Regions from separate parts of the Mus musculus genome. Here region 2 is linked to region 1. Evidence: chromatin loops called from intact Hi-C (ENCODE). Cell type or tissue: heart. All regions are shown on one strand. Each heading gives the region's core, and the rest is flanking DNA. Links, peaks and the distances in the headings are about the cores only. Region 1 overlaps Plcxd2 (phosphatidylinositol-specific phospholipase C, X domain containing 2). Region 2 overlaps Cd96 (CD96 antigen).

Region 1 (8,338 bases), core at 42-8,041:
CTTAGGTCATACTCTTAGACTTTTCCATGAGGCCACGGAGCCCCTAGACAGCAAGGAAGCAGACTAGACCTCTAGTAAAGTCAAATTCTTGTGTTTGTTGGCTGGAGGGACAGACTCTTATTATATAGCCTTGGCTGATCTGAAACTTCTTATATGCATCATGCTGCCTCAAACTTGCAACAACAATCCTCCTGCCTCTACCTCCTGAGTGGTGGGATTACAATTGTTCATCACTAAACCTGGTGGGTTTTTGGCTTATTTGTTTGTTTGAGATGAGCCTTGAGATTGCCTCTTGACAACCCCCACCCCACCTGTTAGCATTCTGTCTAAACTCCACCCCATAGTTACCTGGCAACTATAAAAGGGGCTGCTTGCCCCCTCCTCCCTCTCTTGTTCTCTTGTTCCTTTCTTGCTCTCTTGAGCTTTTCCCTTTCTCCCCTCTCTCCCCACTCCCTCCCCCCACTACCTGCTCATGGCCAGCCTTCCCTTCCCTTCCCTTCCCTTCCCTTCCCTTCCCTTCCCTTCCCTTCCCTTCCCTTCCCTTCCCTTCCCTTCCCTTCCCTTCCCTTCCCTTCCCTTCCCTTCTTCCCTTCCCTTCCCTTCCCTTTCCCCCTCTCTGATTTTCTCTGCCTCTACTACTCTCTCAACTCCCCTCCCATGCCTGAATAAACTCTATTCTTTACTATACTGTCTTGCGGCTGGTCCCTCAGGGGGAAGGGATGCCTTGGCATAGGCCCGCTGAGACATCCCCTTCCCCATATCTCAACCCCCCCCCATATAACATATTCTTTTTCTCTGTATCTTTTTATAAACACATCACCACCCCGACCCCTACCTCCCAAGTCCTAAGAGAATAGGAAACACCATGTCTAGTTAGATACGGTTAAACCTTTTTTTAATGGCTAAACTCTTTAAGTTGAAAAATTATTAATTAAATGGATAAATAGAACATCACGGTACATGTCTATAATCTCAGCATTCAAGAGGCTGAGGCAGAACTGGTACCGTAAACGTGAGGCCACCTTGAGCTATAGAGTGAGCAATAGACCAGTTAGGGCTGTATAGCTAGACCATGCTTCAAAACGAACAAACAAACAAATAAACAAAAACAAAAGATAAAATAAAATTAAGTACAGTTAATTACTAAGAAACAAATCTAATATTTTATATATCAATTAGTAACCATCCTTTCTGATTACCTAATTTAATACCTAATATCATAGTAGATACTGTAACAAATTTGGAGTGAGTGATCTACAGTTCATATACCTTGTAGGCAATATATGGCAGTTGGAATGAGGCCAGTAAAGACAGAACATGGCCAATGCCTCCTAAGTCAACAACCACGTTGCTTCCTAGTAGAATTGGCTAAAGAGTAGCTTTGAGGAAGGTGACATGTAAGAGCAGCCTTTGAAAGTGTACAGGGAAGGGCACATCAGAAAAGGAACAGAAGGAAGTAAATGAGAATAATCAGAAATGGGGACACAGGGAACCTTCAGGGAACCAAAAAGGGCTGCCATGTGGAAATGCAGAAGAGACAGGTTAAGGAAATGTGGGGGAGGGAGGATCTGGTAAAAATAGAGGCCAGCCCCACTAAAGAAGTGTCCAGCATTGTGCTTTGTTGTGCATCCTATATGGAGTCTGTGACAATATAGGGAAGACCTAAAGAAAACCCCTGAAGTAAATATGCTCGTTGTTTGATCCCAGTCTGTGAACTGTTCTCTTCTCTACCCTAACCCCCTGCCAATACCCTGCTCCAGTTGGCCAGTTACAATTCACCCTGCAGCAGGCAGCTCAGGAGTAACTTCTGTGTGTATCCCCTTTACCTCCTCATCTTAGTATACACTTGGAGTCTGGTGTCATCTCAGTATATACTTGGTGTCTGGTTCAAAATGGGCATCGGTAGGAAAAGTAGTAGGGAGGGACAGAGGAGAAGGAGAGAGACAGGAGAATTTGAAATACTGACGGAGAATTTAGGCATGGAGGATTGGTGTTTCTAGTTGTCTTAAGGGAAACTACGACATGCAGAAAGCAAGTCTTGATGCTCAAGGTAAGACAAGTGCTAATGACTGCATTGCAAAGTCTTAAGATGCCCATCACTTCAGATAAGGAGTATGAAAATACTAACAGAAGCAGAAGGATAACCCACTTAGTCACACTAAGATTAACTAAGCTTCTAGCATTGGTTTCTTTGCCTTCCATAAGCCTAAACCAGGGATATAGATAGGTACATGGCTCCCCAATTTTCAGATTGAGAAATTGAGGCACAAAGAAACTAAACATGTTGCCAAAAACAAGAATCTAGTTATCAGTGCTGGAACTGTGATAACCAGCTCTTGTTGAATTCACTTTATCGCATCTTAATCAAAGGCATGTACGAAGCTGGTATCCAAGCCAGTGTCGCACCAAACCTTCACTTCTGTTTGTTGGTTGTAATAAAGCCAATTTTATTTTTCACTCTAGACTGTCCAATTTCATGCCAGGTCTCTAACGTATGGTACTATGAGGATGGTTATGTATAAAGGACACCCACTGACCCATTCCCAGGAACAAGTTGCATTTTTTTCTTTTCAAGACCAGACATCCAAGAGGCTTTTTATTGACAGGGAACAAAAGCAACACAGCGGTTTAAATGGTGTGTATAGTAACGACCCAGGCTTCTGCAGCGGAAACTCCTTCTGCACTAGACAGAAAGAGCATACTGAAGCTTTTAGCAGGCACAGCTCTTCAGAAAGCTGGTCTTCAAGGGTGAGGCATGTGGCTGTACAGGTCCTCTTTAATACCATCGTTTTGTGTAATTTAGATGCTACTTGCTGGCTTTTCCCTCCTTCTCTCATCTGAAGGTGCATGTGGCTTACTCTTTCATTCACAAAATAGAAAGAAGACCCTGGCTTGTCTTGGAAGAGATCTAAGACACTTCCCTCTCTCAAAAGTAGCCACTCTTCAGTTTGTCACATGAATTTAATTTTTTAAAATTTTTTATTTTTTGGAGTTGAGGTCCAAACCCAAGGTCTTGCACTTACTAGGCAAGTACTCTACCACTGAGCTAAATCCCCAAATTAAAGATATTATTTTAATTTTAGTATGGGGAAGAAGGTATGTGTGTATGAATATGGGTGCCCCCAGTCTCTATTAGAGGTGATGGATCGTCTGGAGCTGGAGGGACGGGTGAAAACAAATGAACGCAACCTCAGTTTGGGGTACGCTTTTTGTTGTTTTGCAAATATGGCCAGTCAGATCGGTAAGCATGTTTCTGTGTATGCGTTGTTAGAAATATAGTTATATATCTTAAAATACTTAATTTATGTGTAGGCAAATCACATGTATGCAGAGGCCCATAGAAACCAGAGGAGGGCATCAGATCCCTTGGAACTGGAGTTACAGGGGGTTGTGAGCTGCTGGATGTAGGTGCTGGGAACTGAACCCAGCTCTTCCTCAATAGCAGTAAGGATGTGTGTGAATGCACAGAGCCACCTCTCCAGCCTCACAAATCATGTCGGTGGAACAGTAAATAGAGCCAGCAATGATTTTAAATGAGCAGCTAGAAGGTGGAAGTAGACAACTCCTAAGGGAGAGGAGTGGATAAGAGTCATCCCCTTACCTTCCCGAGATTAGGAACAAGGGGTGGGGGAGGGGCACTGACCTCCAGGAACCTTGCTTGTGTCAAAGCTGTGAACGGTGGAATTCAAAGAAAACGGTTCTTTAACTGAGAGAAGGTTTGAGCGCCCTCATGTGTTCCTACATGAGGTTTTTTTTTTTTTTTTTTTTTTTTTTTGCATCTCTTTTTCAAGATTTTTAAAAGCTGTTGTGATCTTCCTGAGTTGGGGTGAGGAACGGACATTTAGCAATAGAGGTCAGCCAAGGGGTAAATGAGCAATGTATAGCACCACTTCTAAAGACCCATTCTAGGTAGCCTTTTGCGAACTTAGCAGCTCCGAAGCCATGGCAAAGCCAGGCCGAGCCTCAGCTTCCCCATCTGTATATAATAAGCACATGTAACTGCTGCCTTCAGGATTGGGGCAAAGTTCAAATTACACAAGCACAATATCCAAGCCTGCCATTGGTAGGAAGAACTCTAGAAACTGAGACCGCTATTGCTAAGAACCAATGACAGGTTAGTGACAGAGCCTAAGGTTCAAGCACTGGGGAGGTGAGATCTTTCTATTCTTGAATAAAAGTTTTCAACAAGAACTGTGGATAAGAGCAAGAGATGCTTCTAGAAGATATGTGGCTGAGTATGTGATTTTTTTTCCAGAGGTAAATTACTCCTTCAAACAGGGAGATGTAGGTGAGGCTGGCTATGTGTCCTTCCCATAAATAGTGGCTTCTATCTACCTAATCTCTAGCACTAAAGCAATCAAAAAGATTCTGAAGGGATGGCCATGTATCTCAGTGGTAGAGCTTGCCTCATATCCTAAGACCTTGAGTTTCATATCACCTCAAAAAGGAAAAGAAACAAGCCAAAACAAAACAACAAAAAGAGGCCTGTTATGAAATAAGATATTTCAAAACTCAGTCCAATTTCTGTCATTGATCAGTTCCCAAAATTCTTTGAGAAATATCTATTGATTAAGGGGCTAACCATATTAAAATCAATAAAATCAGGAGGAAAAGAATAGTTGGGTGGGTCTGTCCTTTTACCTTATTTTTCAGTGTGTGACATAAGCTTTCTCAGCTATAGCATCCATCAGAATTGCAGTAAGTGAAGGCCTTTTCCTGTTTGGGCCCAGTGAACTTTCAAAGGTGCCCTCTCCCACCAATAATCCTCACTGCTCTCCGTTTCAATATGTGTGGATGGGAAATATTATTATTTATGATACAAGGAGACCTGACCTTTAAATGTCAATACAAATGCAAGGGTCTGGCCATTCCTCTGTATCGTCTTCCTGCCTATCAGAGAATTGAGGGAGGTGGTTCAGTGGTATATAAACTGGGGTGGGACATTAAAGGAACACGGCCTGGCTTCCACGGTCTAAAGTCTTACTCTGGGTAGCATCATCATAGGGAGGGAGGGAGGTTTAGAGACTTGTTTGGGGAGAACAGGTAGAAAGCTTCCCAGAGCTGGTAAACTTCTCCCCTCACCCCAGTGGCTTGTCCACCATTTCTGGCAATGTGTTACCTTTCAAGACAACAAAGGCAGCCCATGAGTGAGGCTGAGGCAGTCATTATTTATAGGAAGCTCCTCATCAGCTCCATCTCTGGTCCCAGACCACAGAAGCCTGATGGAGCTGCAGTACCTCAGTCTCCTTCAGGGCAGTGTGAAGCTTCAGACGGACCTTCTCTGTGCTCAGAAATCTGCCTTCAGCTGCTACAGTGATATCCTCTGTCACATGCTTGGACAAGTTAACTGAACCACACATTTTCATGATGTTTTTCTTTTTTTTCGATAATATTGGCCAAATGCTGTATCTGGCAGTTGTCTGTAAGTCCCCATTTTGTCTTTGTAACTTTATGGTGTATATTACTTTTGTTCTTAGGATGCCTCCCCAATCTATATAAGCTGATTGTGATGTTTCATACTGCCAGCCTTTATATAAGAAATATTTTAATTCTGGCATACCAAAAAAGGAAATTTTGTTTATGAGCCTTGGAAGAGACCATCCTGATCACAGGATCTTTCTTCTTACACTTAACCACCGTGTCTCCTCTTTATGGCGCCACATTCTATCTGACATAGATCTGCAGCTGCCTTAGGACCCCAGTTCAAATACAACCAGCCTCGAGGTACAGCCCCACAGAGTATAGCTTCTGATAGGCAGGGACCCCCAAACAGATTCAGACTGAGACCCAAGTGCACTTTCAGACAAATTAAAGATCAGCTACCCATTCACATTGTTACTTTCAAAACATTCTTCATTTTGGTAGAAACGGAGGAGTGGAACTGTACTGACTCTCTTAGATGTACTGACTAGCTATATCCCCAACCTTGAGCAGGAGTGAGCATATTTTTAACACTTCAATTTTAATAAATTTGAATTTTGGAGGCATTTCCTAAGAACTGTAAGCCATTAAGCACTTTGAGATAATGTATTTGAGGACCTGAATCCCATCTTAGTTCATGCAGTTCTGGGGCTCAGACTCACAAACTTGTAAGTGCTTTACCATTGAGCCACACTTGGATTTTAGAAAGTGGTACTTATCAATAACCTAGATTAGCCTCAAACTCTGAAAACTTTCTTCTGCAGGGTCCTGGATGCTTCAGTCACAGGCATGGTCCATCACTCCCTCCATTGAGATTTCTTTAATGCTATATGGACACTCTTTCAGTCTCTGTTTAAATCAAGCATGAACTCCAAGCTAGCAGGCCATCAACCCTGAAACTTAGTGCTAGAACATCCATCTGGGCCTGCCATTTCAGATCCCAGTTTCACTTAGAGCCAATCTTCTATTTTCTATCTCTTCTTTAGGAAATGGGAGCGAATCACTTGTCATTCTCTGGCTTAGATTCTATTGGTTTGTCTCTGCACAGTATGCCACTGCTTCATCTCTTGCTCTTTCCACAGAGCATCACAAAGCCCCTATTTGCCTTTATTGCTACCCAGAGTGACACTGATCATCATGTGGCTAACATAGCTTAACTAAGAGAAAGTATGAGCAAGGGTTTTGGTTTTCTGTGTTTGGGAACTTTTAATGTCTTCTTAATATTGTTGGTTTGGGACAGGATAAGTTACCCTGTGGCTCAAATCTTATTAATTTTCTCAGGAGATATAATTTGTATATTCTACATTAATTTAGAAAAAAATGTGACATTCAGTGACATTTTATGCACCACCATCTCCAGGAGAAAGTTGGCTGTCTTCCAAAGTGATTATATTTGATGCTAAATTTTATATGTAATAAAAAATGTATCACTTAAACTTGACTTCCTCCCTCCAAACTTTAAATGTTAGCCATTTAGTAGCTTGGTAGTTCCCCAACTATAAATACTTGCTGAGATTTCAATTCTTGTTTTTTTGGATATAATTGGCAGATGGGAAGCAATAAATAATAAGTAATAATGAGTCTGATCTTGTTCTGTTGCCAGCGATGCCACCATGTGCTCACTTAGTCTTTACAACAAACTAGTGTGTGGCTAGTGTCATTCCCATTTCACAGATGAGGAAACTAAGGCCCAGTATTTCTGTCACATGGCACGTAAGCACTAGATCTAGGATTATGAACTCATGTCGCATGGTACCAGATCTTGTACTCTTAGCCACATGGGAACTCTCCATTTCACTCAGCACTTTGGCTGTTTCCCAAACCAGTCTTCATCACTTGTAAAAATGTCCTAAATTGACATCTTTTGAAAATTGCTAGTTTGGGTCCTTTGGTATTGAATAGACATAGAAATGAATGACTTATTCCTGGGAAAAATGTTTGGGGATACTTGAAAGAAAACTGGAGACGAGAGAGTTGAATAGTCCTGTAATATTGTTCTGGGGCAGGAGATGGGAAGAACATTTTCTCTATAGGGTCATCTGATGGATGACAAGTGAAAAAGCATTTCTGAAGGGGGTAAGAAAGATGTTCATGAGGAATAAGGCTGTCAAAGTACCATCCAGACAAACCAGGGATGCAGTCATGAATAGCATCCCTCAGCATTTTACTCACAATAATGTTCCCACAATGAGTCCTTTTAAACATTTCTGCACTGCTCTAAACAAATACATTTCAGTAGTAAAGATCTAGAGATTGCTCAGTGGTTAAGGGCTTATACTGCTCTTGCAGAAGACCAGAGTTCAATTCCTAGCACTCATGATGGGCAGCTCACAACCTCCTGTAACTCCAGCCCCAGGGAATCCAATGATGTCCTGTGTTCTGGTCTCCCTGAATGGTGCCCACACATGATACACACTCACAGAAACACAGATAAATTAAGGAAAGTCTTTTTGAAATTAAAAATAAAAATCACTGTAAATCTGTTTGTATGCCATGCATATAGCTGTGTTTAAAACATAGAGTAGGAGGGGTTTTAAACCGCTGTTATTTTGTTTTGTTGTTTTTGTGGAGGTTCCTACCCCCTCTGTGAACCAGTTTTATTATAGCTGCCTCTAGGGACCATGCCCAAGAACAATGAAAAATCAGGCCAGGGAAGGCAGGACCAGTGAGCCACTTGGAGGGACTTTTGAGCTTCAGAGTTGACTCCCAAAGACAGAGTTGGGACAGAAAGTTTCCTAAATATGTGGGTTCAAGGGTTCCTTGATGTGGGCATCACCATCCCTAGCTCCCTGGTCATGACCCAGGCATGATGAAGAAGTTCACCATCCTCATAGCTTCCAGCTTCCTCTTCCTCTATTCATGCTTCTGTGGCTACGAGGAATGCCACTTTATTCTGAAATGTCACCGTAGTATAATG
Region 2 (8,338 bases), core at 282-8,281, 100 kb before region 1:
ATAGGTCAGCTTCCCTGGTGGCCTCTACCTTGTTTGCAGGCGTAATGTTTCCCAAGGGTACCAGAAATCTCTTTAATTATAACTGCCAACGTCTAATTGCTTGGCTGTCTAATTATCTGAGTTATTTTCTGGTGCAAAGTGTAATAAGGCCACAATGAGTAAAAGAAGCTGATAAATACAGCCCGAGAAACTGCAGAAACTCCACAGCCATCCTGCCAGGGCCCACTTGGGTGAGAGGCCACCACAGGCTTCTGACAGTGGAGCCCGCAGACTCTCTGACCTGATCCTAGTGCCACTGACCTGGGAAATCTGCCACGACCTCATTCAGAGTGTAGACACACTGTAGGGTGTGATCTGAAGAGAAAAAAGATATAAGCTCTGTATTTTGTTCCCTGGTGCAAGAAAACATTACTAAACAGAGACTCCAGGCTTTGGCTAGTTTTTCATTTTGGTGACCTTGACCTGCAGTTTTTAAAGTCATTCTAAAGGAGGGTAAAGAGAAAAGCAGCCATGTGAATGGGCAACCAATTGGTTTTTGTTTGTTTGTTTGTTTGTTTCGTTTAATGAGGTGAACTAAGAGAAAATAAACTTTATACAATGTAAGGGCACAGGCTGCTAGATTTCTCCTCAATTTTCTAAATGACAGAGTAGGCAAAGTAAAATAAAATACAAAAACTTTTTTTGTTGTTGTTTTTGTTCATTGCATTGCTTTATTGCATCAGTGGTGAGAAAACATGGTCAGTGGACGAAAACATAAAGTCCTTTATAAAGACAGAAACAGCTGGGGCATGATTGGTTTCGTGAGGAGTTCAGTGCAGATAGCTTTTCTCCCATGCCTCATTGTCTCCTTGCACACACAGTCCCCCCTTTCTCCCCTCCTGCCCTTCCTTTTCTGCTTGCTTCGCCACTCTTCTCTCCCATGTCTCCTCAGGGGATGGGCTAGATAGTCATCATCCATCACCATTGGTTTCCCATGAAGATTTGAGAACAGGCTGCTCCTTGCTGTTGTTGGATCAATAACACCGTTGGTTCACTTCCAGGGTGTGACAGTCTTAGCGCAAACACAAAACCGACTCATCTGGCCTTACTCTTGGCAAGCCAGTGAGGGCAGGCATCCAGGCTGTGGGAAGAAATATGCATTTTAAGTCAGGCGAGGTCTTTGTGCCACAGCATGCTCTAATTGCCTTGTCAACGTACATACCATGTCTGCGAGTCTTTACCGCCCTCAGACGTCTTCATATTGGTTCAGGAGATGGGAGACATATATTCTTACTTCCCACATTTAGCATGTCCTCTGCATCTACATCCCTCTGTCTGAACTTCTTCTGCACTTCTTCTTTAAACTCTGTTTTTTTGGTGGAGGGTGCTTAGAACTATGGAACTCTGCTTGCTTATTTTGTAATTTAGCTTCAATTGTGTAGTGGAATTTTTTAGTAAATACACTGAGTTTGTGGATGTGCTATTAGCTGCAAAGGAGATGTGGGTAAGACTTTGCTGTACCTCTGATGGTATATTTATTTAGGTTGTAGGTATGGGAAACTGATTCAGGAGAATAGTGAGTTTGAGCCCTTGCTACAGAGTGAACCGGTCAGTCAATGGATAATAGAAAGTAAATAAAACCTGCTTTTCATTCAATAGGGTTTTCCTACATCAAAAAAGCCAAAACCAAATTTAAAACCTTTTAAGTAAGTGGTGAATGTGTCCCCAATCCAACCATCATGCACTCCACCCACCACCTAGTTTTTCTTCCCAAGCCATCTCTGCCTCATCTGTTCTTTCTGTAGAGTGCAGACCAGAGGCTGGGTGTCCATTTGCATCAACCACCAACTCACTGCTGAGGCTTTGCTTGCTCTCTCCTGCTCAGAACCTGGAAATTTGAATATTTAGAGCTCACAGCTACGTCCAGGACTTTTAAGGTCTCTCCCCCGCACCTCCCCCCCGCCCCCCTGCAGTGCCTTAATTCTATTTACATTTGTTTCTTATAAGAACTAAGAAATATCCTTTTCTCCATCAAATTCAGGACTGTGTCTTGGTTTGGATTCCCCCAGGGGAGGAACAAAGAGTAAAAGAAGGCATTGAGTTAAATTAACTTATGTGTAGCCAGGCAGTGGTGGCACATGCCTTTAATCCCAGCACTTGGGAGGCAGAGGCAGGCGGATTTCTGAGTTCGAGGCCAGCCTGGTCTACAAAGTGAGTTCCAGGACAACCAGGGCCTCACAGAGAAACCCAGTCTCGGAAAAAAAAAATGTTATGTGTGATGGGATCCCGGTGCAGAAGTGAAGGAGTAGAGAGGGGCTCCTACTCCTAGATAATTCCCAAGAAGATATCTGCAACTGGAATCTGTTTGCAAAGGAAAAATTGGTTTTTCCCAGTGAACTCTCACTGGCTGTATTATCCACAATTAAGGGCAGGACCCCAAGCCCAGCAGTAGCTGGACAGCACAAAACAAACTCAAGGGTTGGTATCTTTGAAGACTTCTTTTCTCATATTAGTTTGATTTGGGCATTTTTGGGGGAGTCTTACTGGTCTTTTGTTTGTATATTTCAGTTTCTGATTTTCTGCTTTTGTGGCTGTGCCTGTGTGTTATTGTTTTTGTTTTGTTTTGTTTTCTTTTGTTTTTTTTAGTTTTGGTTATTTGTTTTGTTCATCTGACTGTTTTCTAAAGGAAGAGAATAAAAGGCTGTGGAGTTAGGTGGGTAGGATCTGAGGGGTTGGGGAAGGGAAAATATGATCAGGACATGGTGTAAGAAAAGTTAACTCCAATTAAATTACATGTGGACACTAGAAATAGTCCTAATAATGATTTGCAAAGTCACCCTAGAGACACAGCACAGGGGAGAAACCTGAGCCCAAGAGGGGAAGGAGGATAATGTATGTGCATAATCATACCAGTTACTTCTTCCAGCCTGAAGATCAGTCTTGCAGAGAGCTCTGAACTATGGCACAGAACACATATCAGGGGCTGGTGAGGTGGTTCACTGGGTAAAAAACACTTACACACAAACCCAGAGTTCTGGCCTGAGTTTGATTGCCAGAATGCAAGGTGGAAAGAGATTCAAACTCCCAAAAGTGATCCTCTGATCACCATGGTCCTTATGAGCAATCTCTCTCTCTCTCTCTCTCTCTCTCTCTCTCTCTCTCTCACACACACACACACACACACACAAACACACACACATATTTTATTAATCCTATTTGAGGTCTCAAATGCAGGGCAATGAAGCCAGGATATTTTCCCCCTGACTTCCCGTCTGTTACATTATCTCCTTCTTCCTTCCCTCCTCATATTCTCAATGAATCCAGAGGCAAGGGATCATAAATAGGCCCAGCAGCAGCTTTCGGCAACCAGAAGTCACTGCTGAGCAGGCAGGCAGGTAAACCACCTGGGACAAAGAATGGCAACAGTCTTTCAAGAGGTTCATAGAAGGCTGGGTCTGCTGCTGTAACAAGAACAAGCTCGGAGGTGCTTCAGTCTTCAGTGTCCATGCGCAAAGCTCTGGTGATGAAGACTTCCAGGAACTTGCAATTTGTAGCATGGCAACAAAACCATCTCCTGATACGTGTTAGTGCCAAGCAAGCCAAACAGCAATCAAGTGTTTCTCTGATTCCCTCAGGGTTCTAGAAGTGAAACATTTCCTTCCTGCACACACATCCCTTTCTCCCAGTGGATTTCTTTCCTCTATTCTAGCTGCCCCTTCTCAGACTTTTGAAAAGGCAATTATAACTACTCTTCCCATCCATGAAAACACTAAATTTGTATGTATTTTTGTGTACCATGGAATGCTTACACACACACACACACACACACACACACACACACACACACACACACACATAGTATAGACTTCAGTGACACTAACTGTGCCTTATTTGCTTTTAAGCTAAACCAGAAATCCTCATGACTGTGGAAAACAGCACCATGGATGTCTTAGGAGAGGTGAGTCACAGCGAATTCTTTGAATACCCATACTATTACATGCCAAGCTGTGTCAGATTGCCTGGCTGCCAGGAACATTCCCTCAAAAGACCTTATTCCTTGGCCCTTAGCCACTTAACTGCTGCTGTGAAGGCAAGCTGAGGTGACTGGAAACTGCAGAGAAATCCTGGCTTTGACTTACTGCTCTCAGAAGGCGTGGGCTGAGGCCTTAGGTCTTACTTTCCTGGTGTGTGTGTGTGTGTGTGTGTGTGTGTGTGTGTGTGTGTGTGTGTGTGTAGAAAGGGGGTTCAATTGTTTAAATGTCTCTGAGATTAAAAACTGAGGGAAAGTGGGACAAAAACCAGTGTGAGTCCTGGTGGAAGTTGACTTTTAATTTGTTATTCTCCCGAGTTCTCCTTCCCATTGCCTTGAGAAGAGGAATGGGGCCCTCCCGTCCTCCTCCCAAACCTGCCTATTTCCCTGGCAATAAGAGAAAGGGCGGGAGAAAGGGAGAAGCAGAACACGATGCTCTGAGTTTGCCCCTTCAGAGTAGCTCTTGGCCTCTAGTCACTGCATCCGAACACATTACTTCATTTCTCTGTAGTCAGTTCTCCATTTATATGACATACCAAATAATAATATCTGCTTGTTGTGGTCAATAATGAAATCAATGTCTGAGTAATTCTTAAAGGAGTATGTGGCATGAAGGAAAATGGTCAATAAATATTGCTGCTGTTAGCAATGCTATTCTGGGGGGAGTGTGGTTTTGGTTTTTTTGTTTGCTTTTGGTTTTTTGGTTTTTTGTTTTTTTGTTTTTTGTTTTGTTTTGGTTAGGTTTTTTAATACACATTTTCTTTGTGTAGCTTGTGCTATCCTGGAACTTGTTTTGTAAACCTCACACTGCCTCTGAATCCCAAGTGCTGGGATTAAAGGCATGCACCACCATGACCCACAACACTATTGCCTGTTTTAATTTGCTGTCTTGTGACTTCACCTAAGCTTTTCAAAACCCAAAGTAAAATAAACATTCTCATGTATTTTCTGTTACGTGGTATGAAAAAAATATATTTTACCTGCTTTTCACCCTGAGAATATTATGATTTTTGTTCTTCTGGATATCAGTAATGTAGTTCCATAGCTTCGTATAAACCATAACTCAAATTCTGTGTGTTGACCCTGAATGACCATAACATATATTATCCAAGTATCTGTGTCTATTAATTGGTATTATAATGTTTAACATAATAAGGACAGATTTAATCATTTAAGTTCTGTTCCAATTAAGTCCTAAGTTTATCAATGGGCTTCACTCATTTTAGTGGCTTCAATAAAACAAATAACCCAACAATACAGATATCAATAGATGTTTTTGCTTCTTCTTAGAACCTCTTGCAGATGCTTGGAGCCAGTGATTCTGAGTAAGATGACATCAGAGCAGATATGAAACAATAAAATCAGGTCCAAGAATCCCAGCTGAAAATTTAAAAAGGAATGCTCCGCCTTGCATTTCACAAGTCGTAAAATTTCCCCTTCAGTACCCATGCAAGTTGGCTGGGGAAAGAAGGGGCCAGGCATGATTCCCTGAGAAATCAGTGAATATTTATCTCTCTCCAGCTTCATGTAACCATGGCAGGTCTTGAGATGCTTGAAAATCTTGCCAAATATTACTAAACCCTTACTCTAATAGAGTTCTGGTGCTATATCTTTAATAACTCACTAACTATTCCAAGCATTTTAATATGCTCTTGTTTTGCTTTCAGCCAGGCTCCAAAATAGAGCATCTGTTATTTTATAGATGGGAAATTAAAGCCTGAAGCCCAGAATGCTTGGCTGAGTAACTAACAAGAGGCTGAGCTGGAATGCATTGAAGCATACATCCAGGGAGGATGGGACAATGAGAAGAAGTAGTGCCTTGATCCTATAACATGCATACTGAAGTACAATCCAACTGTTACTGGTTATCTATCCACAGCAAATAGTTAACCACTGTGAGCCTCTGAAACCTTGGGATAGTAAATATTTGATAAGATCATTAGGAAAATTAGTTATACACAGTTCTGGAGTCCATGGCCCACAGTAGATATCTCAGGTATATTTTCCCTAATCACTTATGAATCTCACTCACCCAGCTTCACCAATTCCTTCTTCTGCTTGTACCTTCCTACATCTACTCTGTGATCAATTCTAGGATGCAAAATTAGATACAGAAATGGAAAACTAGGACATGGTAGAACGTGCTGGAACTGGGTTTGACTTTTCCATCTAATAACTTGAGAAACTTAAAGCCTTACTTCCTTATCTTCTTCATCCGTGAAAGGGGGCACTGGCTGACTTCAACTTCATAAGGGTGGTGGAATGGTCAAATGGTTTAGAAAGCACCTGTCACCTGGTACCCACAAGGACTCATAGTAATTTCCTATCCTCTAATTCCCCAGGAAGGAATTAAGTTAGAATCCATGTACTAAAGACCCATGCTTAATAGTCCTCAGTGTAAGATTTTGCTGGGGACTCAGTCTGTTATAAGCTATGATACAGTGTTATTTGTAGAGGAATTTTAATACAGCAATATGGCTGCTCTGCAAAGGAAGCATATCTAAAGACCTTCTAAGTCTATGTGATCTGGCTGTAATATAGAAACTCCCTTACTGCACACCTTTAATTCCTAACAATGAAGGATGTTAGTTTGTAGAAGGAAGCAGCCATGTTTGCAAGTGATGTCTAATTGAGAGGCAGACAAAGTGATGAATTACAGAAAGATTTGACAGACTGAGTCTGTCAAATAGGATATGCCCGACTCACATGAGAACAGTACAGGAAAGAGAGGCTATTAAAGAGCAGGGCAGGGAGGTGTGTGTGTGTGTGTGTGTGTGTGTGTGTGTGTGTGTGTGTGTCATTTTTACTGGACAGTTTTACAGAAACAGATTACAGAGAGAACAAGTTAGACATGGGTAGATGAAGACAGAACATACCGGAGAATGTGAAGAAGCCAAAAGATTAGAACATATTGCCAAAGTTAGTATGAGGCCAGGCAGAGCAATTCAGTGAGCAGCCAAGAGAAGCTGGATTGAATCAGTCAACTTGGAAGATTAGGTTGTATGGAGTCTAGAAGGTTCCAGGCCTAGGCCTAGGGATACTTAGAACAGAGAAATGTTCTAGGCTAAGGCCAAGCAAGGTATTCACATAGCTTGGGCACATCACATGCCTTTATCTGAGGAAATAAAATCAACGTTTACAGTTATTAGTAAAATCTATAATGTTTGTGGCTAGTGTATCTTTTCAGTACAACAGACAAGACCCAGCATTATTCTAACAACGATGCCTTTTAGACTTGGATACACTAATGAGGTCTATAGAAAATAGTCTACCTCTGCATGTTATGATGATGTGTGTTCCTGAGGGCATGACTTCATCAGGTTACCATAGAGCATCCAGATTTACTCCTGCAGCTGAGAGCGGTAGATTTACCCGAAATTTTAGGATCCCTCCATGTAGCATATTTTTTTCATTAATCTAAAAGATGCCAGGCCAAACAGTTCCCACAGTTAATACCTGCTAATGCGGCAAGGCAAAAGACATGTATGGAATTCCCCGAATCTGAACTTTCAAAAACCACAGTGTCTCCTTTAGACTTGTATGGGTTTTTGTTGTTGTTGTTGTTGGTTTTTTTTGTTTTTTTGTTTTTGTTTTTTGCTTTAACCTGGTGACCTCCATAGATCCTGCCCTTATCATTAGATTATTTTATTATTTTAATAAAAAAATTCTAGAAAAATTACATGTAAAGCAAATGGTCAAACACAAAACAGAGGAAACAAACACAGTTGTTAAGTTTATTTTATTGAGAGTGGAAGAGAATCTACATTAATGAAAGCCATGGAAAACAGACCAAAACCATAAAATAAAGTGAATATGGCAGTTAGGGTCTGACATTCGTGGAACTGGGGTGGCTTTTGCAGAATTTAATTACTTGTGTTTATTTAATTTGAATCTTGTAAAGCTTGAACCCTTATACCTTCCTCAACGTTCTTAAGTCTCATGCATGTGATTTATTCATTTATTGGTTTTTAAGAGATTGGGTGTGACAACCTCTTCTTGTGACAGAAAATGGCTCTGGCTCCAAGTGTCTGGGCACATGACTTCCAGTAGCCATCGTCATCCATCTGCACTGCCGAATACCTAAGGCTTCAGCCCAGACAGATAGACACGGCCCTGAAAGTGGCCTTAACCTTGGGAAAACACATGGGCAGAAAAATTTCAATCCTTCAAGGGAAACCCAAATTATTGTATTATAGGGCTGCCATGTAGCCTGAGTTTCCACAAGCCTGGTATGTTCAGACTTCTGTTTGTTCCACAGACAGTGACTGGAGAAAGCCATCTCGCTATCATGACTGCCTGAGAAGTCAGTAAGAGTGAGCCAGGTTCTCA

The links. Hi-C counts contacts between places; a loop is a spot of excess contacts. Peaks named below come from ENCODE experiments on the same cell type or tissue, not always from the same donor. Only the 100,000 strongest peaks of a DNase experiment are listed, where the experiment ranks them.
Region 2: a loop joins it to region 1, with 5 times the contacts of the local background. A loop is called at or near these places in 13 of 42 quality-filtered maps.

What each region holds. Positions count from the first base shown.
Region 1 is chr16:45,986,798-45,995,135 of GRCm38, reverse strand. All of the region lies in intron 1 of Plcxd2 (phosphatidylinositol-specific phospholipase C, X domain containing 2), which reads left to right. Among named protein-coding and RNA genes, the nearest start is that of Plcxd2, 19 kb to the left of the region's middle. In heart, for the core only: a CTCF peak has its summit at 3,713 (motif pointing left); no DNase peak of the experiment used is centred there.
Region 2 is chr16:46,090,339-46,098,676 of GRCm38, reverse strand. Cd96 (CD96 antigen) reads left to right here. Exons shown (of 15, transcript NM_032465.2): 5 at 3,882-3,937. Among named protein-coding and RNA genes, the nearest start is that of Cd96, 26 kb to the left of the region's middle. In heart, for the core only: no CTCF peak of the experiment used is centred there; a DNase peak (open chromatin) is centred at 4,026.